Linked DNA regions of Homo sapiens: region 1 is linked to region 2. Evidence: chromatin loops called from intact Hi-C (ENCODE). Cell type or tissue: pancreas. All regions are shown on one strand. Each heading gives the region's core, and the rest is flanking DNA. Links, peaks and the distances in the headings are about the cores only.

What was found. A loop is a pair of places that touch in the nucleus more often than their neighbours do. Peaks named below come from ENCODE experiments on the same cell type or tissue, not always from the same donor. Only the 100,000 strongest peaks of a DNase experiment are listed, where the experiment ranks them.
Region 1: a loop joins it to region 2, with 3.0 times the contacts of the local background. A loop is called at or near these places in 3 of 110 quality-filtered maps.

What each region holds. Positions count from the first base shown.
Region 1 is chr17:27,472,846-27,475,757 of GRCh38, reverse strand. All of the region lies in intron 1 of KSR1 (kinase suppressor of ras 1), which reads right to left. Among named protein-coding and RNA genes, the nearest start is that of KSR1, 18 kb to the right of the region's middle. RefSeq lists enhancers at 1-357, 1,771-2,100, 2,121-2,170, 2,392-2,912. In pancreas, for the core only: no CTCF peak of the experiment used is centred there; a DNase peak (open chromatin) is centred at 1,447; H3K27ac peaks cover 1,166 bases.
Region 2 is chr17:27,413,875-27,416,786 of GRCh38, reverse strand. LOC105371705 (a long non-coding RNA gene) reads left to right here and starts at 2,820. Exons shown (of 2, transcript XR_001753055.2): 1 at 2,820-2,912. In pancreas, for the core only: no CTCF peak of the experiment used is centred there; no DNase peak of the experiment used is centred there.

The DNA of each region.
Region 1 (2,912 bases), core at 113-2,612, 59 kb before region 2:
GCTACCTTATTTTCATTTTTTTCTGTATTATGGATAATGCAAATAGCCTCATACATTCTGTTTTGCTTTTCTATTGCATTCTTGCCTCAGGAGGAACACCCCTGTAAGGATGGGGTGGACGGAAGGGCATCGCTGTCCCCGTGTCATAGATGAAGAGAGTAATACCGGGCAGGTGCCAGCATGATCTCCTGCCGTGGGAGCTCTGTAAAAGCTGCTGGATGAATAAACATGGCTCACCCACCTGACGCCCTCAGTGAGTGGCAGAGCCTCAGCCTGCCCCGGGCCAGCGCTCTGTCACCTGCCCACGCAGTCAGAAAGTGACTTTCTGTAAGTCAGTAGGTTAGTGTGCCAGCCCCAAAACTCCATTTTTTAGTAAGACATAAGTTTCAAAATCACCTGTGGATCCTACAGGATGGAGGCAGAGCCCACATAAACACAGCACCTCTCACCACCTTCTCTTCTCATTACTCTTCCCTCCTTCACACCTGTGCTCAGAGACCCGTGAGTGCAGTGGGTACTGGAAAGCAAGCACCTCCCTAAATGTCATGCCCAGGGCCCCTTGTGGCCTCACCCCTGGCCCCAGGGTTTTCCAACAACCCTGGTTCACTCCCCTTTGGCTTCCACATGAGCTCAGCTTCCAAAGCTCTTTTCCAGCTGTATCCCCATGGAGCCCTTCTCTACCCTTTTGAGGTCTTTACTCAAATATCACCTCCTCTGCAAACCCATCCTGACCCCTCACTTTAAATTATACCACCATCTAGGCACCCCTCCCTGCTTTCATTTTCTCCACAGCACTTTTACCACTTAACAGATAACACATTTTCCTTAGTGTGTGTGTGGTATTTTTAGGGATGGGAATCTTGCTATGTTGCCCAGGCTGGTCTTGAACTCTGGCTCAGGTGATCCTTCTGCCCCAGCCTCCCAAGTAACTGGGATTCCAGGTGATATTTACTTGTCATCTGAATGTCTCCTCCCAACACTGAAGCGTAAGTTCCACAAGGTCTACATTTGTGTCCATTTTGTTCACTGCTATTTTCCCCAGAGCTAAGAATAGTGCCCAGTCCCTAATGGGTGCTAATTAAACACTTGTCGATAAAATAAATAGTAATATTATAATATAAAAATATTCTCATTCTGCACAAGGCATTGTGCTTTTCCATGGCTCATCTTACTTACTATGAAAAACGACCCCATTATAATCCCCATTTCACAGATGAGGAAACTATTGCTCAGAAAGGGTAAGCAACTTGCCCAAAGACACACAGCTAGCCAGAAAGGCAGTGCAGCCTGAATCCAGGCTGTCAACCACCAGAACCTGTGCTCTTACACAGCATGAGGTGCTGCTCATCCTCCCATCCTTACATCCAAAGATAGAAGCCACCCATGGTCCAGCAGAGCTTTATAGTAAGAACAGCAGGTCTGACTTTTGGAACATAAGCATTGCCTGGCTTGCAGCCACAGGGTGACAGGGGCCTGTTTGCTATAACAAGTAGCACTACGGCTTTGACAAGCTGGGTGCTAAGATAACAAATCCTGCCAGACCAGGAAACTGCTTAAACCAAACAGGGCCAGAGAGGAAGTTTGGCCTAAGCTGTTAGATGCTTGAGACAAGGTCTGGTCATTTGAGGCCGCCTAAGTCTTCTTCTAAGAATAGTCAAAAGCCCCCTCTGGTTTAGGGGTCTAGGAGGGAGGGATGCAAGTGAAGGAGTTTCCTCTAGACACATGGCCGATCGCAGCCCACATGGCTGGCTGTACACAGGTATTGTGAGTAAACGAGGTCTTTGGCTTTTGGTTTCTCTTTTTCTTTTTTTAACTACTTCCTAAAACTCTCAAAATTGTCAAAGATGCAGCTGGAAGAGTGGCCTGGGGTTTTGTCTCAAATGTTCACCTCTCCTCATAAGCCACCAGGCCAACCACACAAAAAAAGCTTCCTGTCCCCTAAAAAGACAAGTTTCCATTCGTTGATGGATTCTTCCTTGTTCTGTTCTGTCCCCTGTGCCACGGTGAGTCATGGCCACCACAGGGACTCTCCCCAGGGACTCGTCACCTTCTTTCTCCTAAAATGTACCACCAGTATTTAAAATACCGCTGTGCCTATCACCATCACACCCAAGCACTACCTGCTATGTTGCCTTTGTAGCTAGAACCCTTCCAAGCAGAGGCAAAATTATTTGAGGTGATCAGATAAAGTCCTCTGCCTGCCTGCTGCCCAAACCCCAGCCCTACAGGCTGCTCCTCACAAGGATGCCCCTCTCCCACCTTCCTGCTCAGCCAGAAGCCCCCACCTCTTGCTTTGCAGCCTCCTTTCTGCGAATGGCCACCTGTTAATCCAGATCCCCACGCTCTGTTACTTCATCCTGTCTCCAACTGTGAGGGACTCCCATTCCAATGATGCGAAAAACGAGACTGCCAAATCCATTTCCACCCAGCATTACTTCTTCTAAAATGCTAAGCATCACCAAAGCCTTGTATTATCTCTTTCTGCCCTGAACAAGACCCAAGATCAAGCAAATTTCTAAAGAGGGCAATGAAATGAACACAAATGGAAATTCAGACAATTCAGCTCCACCAGTTACTGTGTGACTTTGGGCCTTATTTCATCACCTACATGGGCTCATAAAGTTATCATTACTGAGAAATTAACTGAGAGAACTGCTGTCAGAATCTTGCTGCCTTAAACCTGGGTACTAGCTGGGCATGGTGGCATACACCTGTGGTCCCAGCTATCTGGGAGGCTGAAGGTGAGCCAGAGAGGTAGACAGAGGCTGCAGTGAGCCATGATGGTGCCATGGAACTCCAGCCTAGGAAACACTGCGAGACCCTGTCTCAAAAAACCTGGGCAGGTCCACTTCACATTAGCCATAACTGTGGGAGGAAGGGATAGGGCCCTGAGTTATTACTGATACATTCCC
Region 2 (2,912 bases), core at 265-2,764:
CTAAAAATACAAAATTAGCCAGACATGGTGGCACATACCTGTAATCCCAGCTACTCAGGAAGCTGAGGCAGGAGAATTGCTTGAACCCCGGAGGTGGAGGTCACAGTGAGCCAAGATTGCGCCATCGCACTCCAGCCTGGGCAACAAGAGTGAAACTCCATCTCAAAAAATAAAAAATAAAAAATACTTGGCCATGTTATATCAGAGACTTGAGCATCCATGGATTTTGGCATCCCTGGGGACCCTGGAACTAATCCTCCATGGATACCAAGGGTTGACTGTATAAACTCACTCAGGAAGGCTTCTCATTGGAGGAAGGGCCCAGTTCAGGACAGACAGGGACATCCTCCCTGGACTACTGTCCATTCATCCATCCATTCATCCATTGCCCCTCCACCCCATCCCGCCCCAGGACTGTCCCAGTGACAGCCCTAGCAAGTGGAGACAAGAAAAAAGACTGGCTCACGTTGTCCAACTTTGAGGTCTTGGAAGAAGTTGCACCAGTATAAGGATAGGGGGTAAGTTTCCTCCAGGATCCAGAGAGCATATCAGGCAGCCTCGGGGTGAGGAAAGGAGCCCGGCCTCTCCAGCAGCCACACAGGCCTGCAGTAGGATGGGGCTGGGCCTGGCCATGTGGATCACTTGGGCCTAATTAGGGGGAAGGAAAGACCAGGGGGCAGAGGAGGAGCATCAGGGCAGCTGGTGGCCTAAGGAGAAGGCATTTCAGGGAAGGGGTCTGTATTAATTTGTTTTCACACTGCTATAAAGAAATACCTGAGACTGGGTAATTTATAAAGGAAAGAGGCTTAATTGACTCGCAGTTCAGAAAACTTCCAATGATGGCAGAAGGTGAAAGGGAAGCAGGAGCCTTCTTCACAAGGTGACAGGAGGGAGTGAGTGGAGAACGAGGAAGTGCCACACTTTAAAACCATCAGCTCTCTTGAGAATTCACTCACTATCGGGGAACAGCACAGGGGAAACTGTCCCCAGATCCAATCCCCTCCCACCAGGTTCCTCCCTTGACACAGAAGGATTACAATTCCAGATGAGATTTGAGTGGGGACACAGAGCCAAACCTATCAGGGTCTCCATCTGTCTTGCAGCTCCCTCGGGGCTGAGGTTGAGTGCAGATCTGCTGGCCCTGCTCTACAGCACGCGGGGACTCTGCCTGTGTGCCCCGAATTGCTGCTTCTTGGGGGTGGTGGCTGCTTCCTCAAGAGGAGGGTGGATCTGCTCTCCTGCCAGCACACACCCCCTCCCCCAACTCCAGGGCCTTGTGGAGCCCTGGCCACATCCTCCCAGGCTTGAAGGCATAAAACCAGGCTCCTTGCTCTTCTTGCTGTTTAGGTGACAAGCCCCCAGTCATCCCTAGGTCCTGTCAGTGCCCCTGCTTCTAAATAAAGAGTGTATTGCCAAATCTTCCTGGGAAAAGCCGGGGCCTCATCCCTGTTATCTGTTCTGTCTTCCTAAAGCCAGGTTAAGACATCTGGGCAAGCAGGCGATAGAGTGATTCATTGTGATTTAACAAGTATTTGTGTTCCTCTTGTGTGCCACACAATTTGCCTAGGTACTGTGAGTGCAAAGATGAAACAGATATGATTACTATACTTATGGAGGCTCAGTCTAGTCAGTGTTTTTTTAAACAGAATAGAACATATCAGAGTGGGACATTGTAAGGGTAAGAATGATTTAAGGAAGTTATTTCACATACTGTGTGTGTTTATACATATACAAAATGTTTCTTATTGCAGGTCTCGTTCCAAAAAGTTTGATAGCCTTTACTCTAGTGCAGCGGTTTTCAATTGAGGTGATTTTGTCCTTCAGAGGACATTTGGCAATCTCGGGAGATATTTTTGATTGTCACAGCTTGGAAGGTGCTACTGGCATCTAGTGGGTGGAGACTGAGATGCTGCTAACCTTTCTACCATGCACAGGACAGTTCCCACAGCAAAGAATGATTCTGCCCAAGCTGTCAATAGCGCTGCTGTTGAGAAACCGATTCCAGTGGAAGAGACAGGCACGTAGACACATGAAAGAGAACAGGGAAGGGAATTACAGGGCAGGTGGAAAGTGAGCTTGCTAGGGAGAGGGCAAGGTGGGGGAACCACAGTTACTGACTTGCCAGCTCTACTGGGCACTGTTCTGAGTGGGGAAATAGTTTTATCATAGGTATTTGTGCAAGGTATTATATGAAATCTTTAAAATGGCACTGGAAGGGGTAGGTATTATCCCAACCTATAAATGCACAAGTCGGGGCTTTAAGTGTTTAAGTAACATACGTGAGGTCACATAGAAAGTTGTGAGCTGGAACCTGGCATGGTGACTCATGGCTTGCAATCCCAGCACTTGGGGAGATGGAGACAGCAGGATCGCTTGAGCCCAGTAGTGGGCAAAAAAGTGAGACTCTGTATCTAAAAATAAAGTTGTAAGCTGGGACTGATGCTACCATTACCCTGAAATATGTTTGTTTGTTCAAAGAATTTGGATGATCAATAGACAAGTTTTGTGTCCCAGAGGAATAAGGAAATGAGAAAGTTGAAAGTGCTGAAGAAAAAAGCCCATGCGCTTCACCGTGAGATTTGGGCTAGCTAGGAAAGGGAAGCAGGAAGCAAGAGAGCGGCTGATAAATTGGGAGGAGATGTGAGAAGTTCAAGAGTCTGGACATCTTAAATGAGATACATGCATTAGAAGAAAAAAAGAGAAAACAACAACAACAAAAAAGAGTCTGGATGTCTTGATGAGTTCCTAAGTAGAAATGACAGAGAAGAGGAACTGAAAAAGGAAGTCATGGGCCAAGAGTGGAGTATTACAATTTCAGACTTCTAGTATGGAGCAGCACAGTTACGGGTGTGGACAAGTGAATGTCTTGGAGTAGAAGGCAAAGAACATTTTTGCATGGAACATGGCCACAC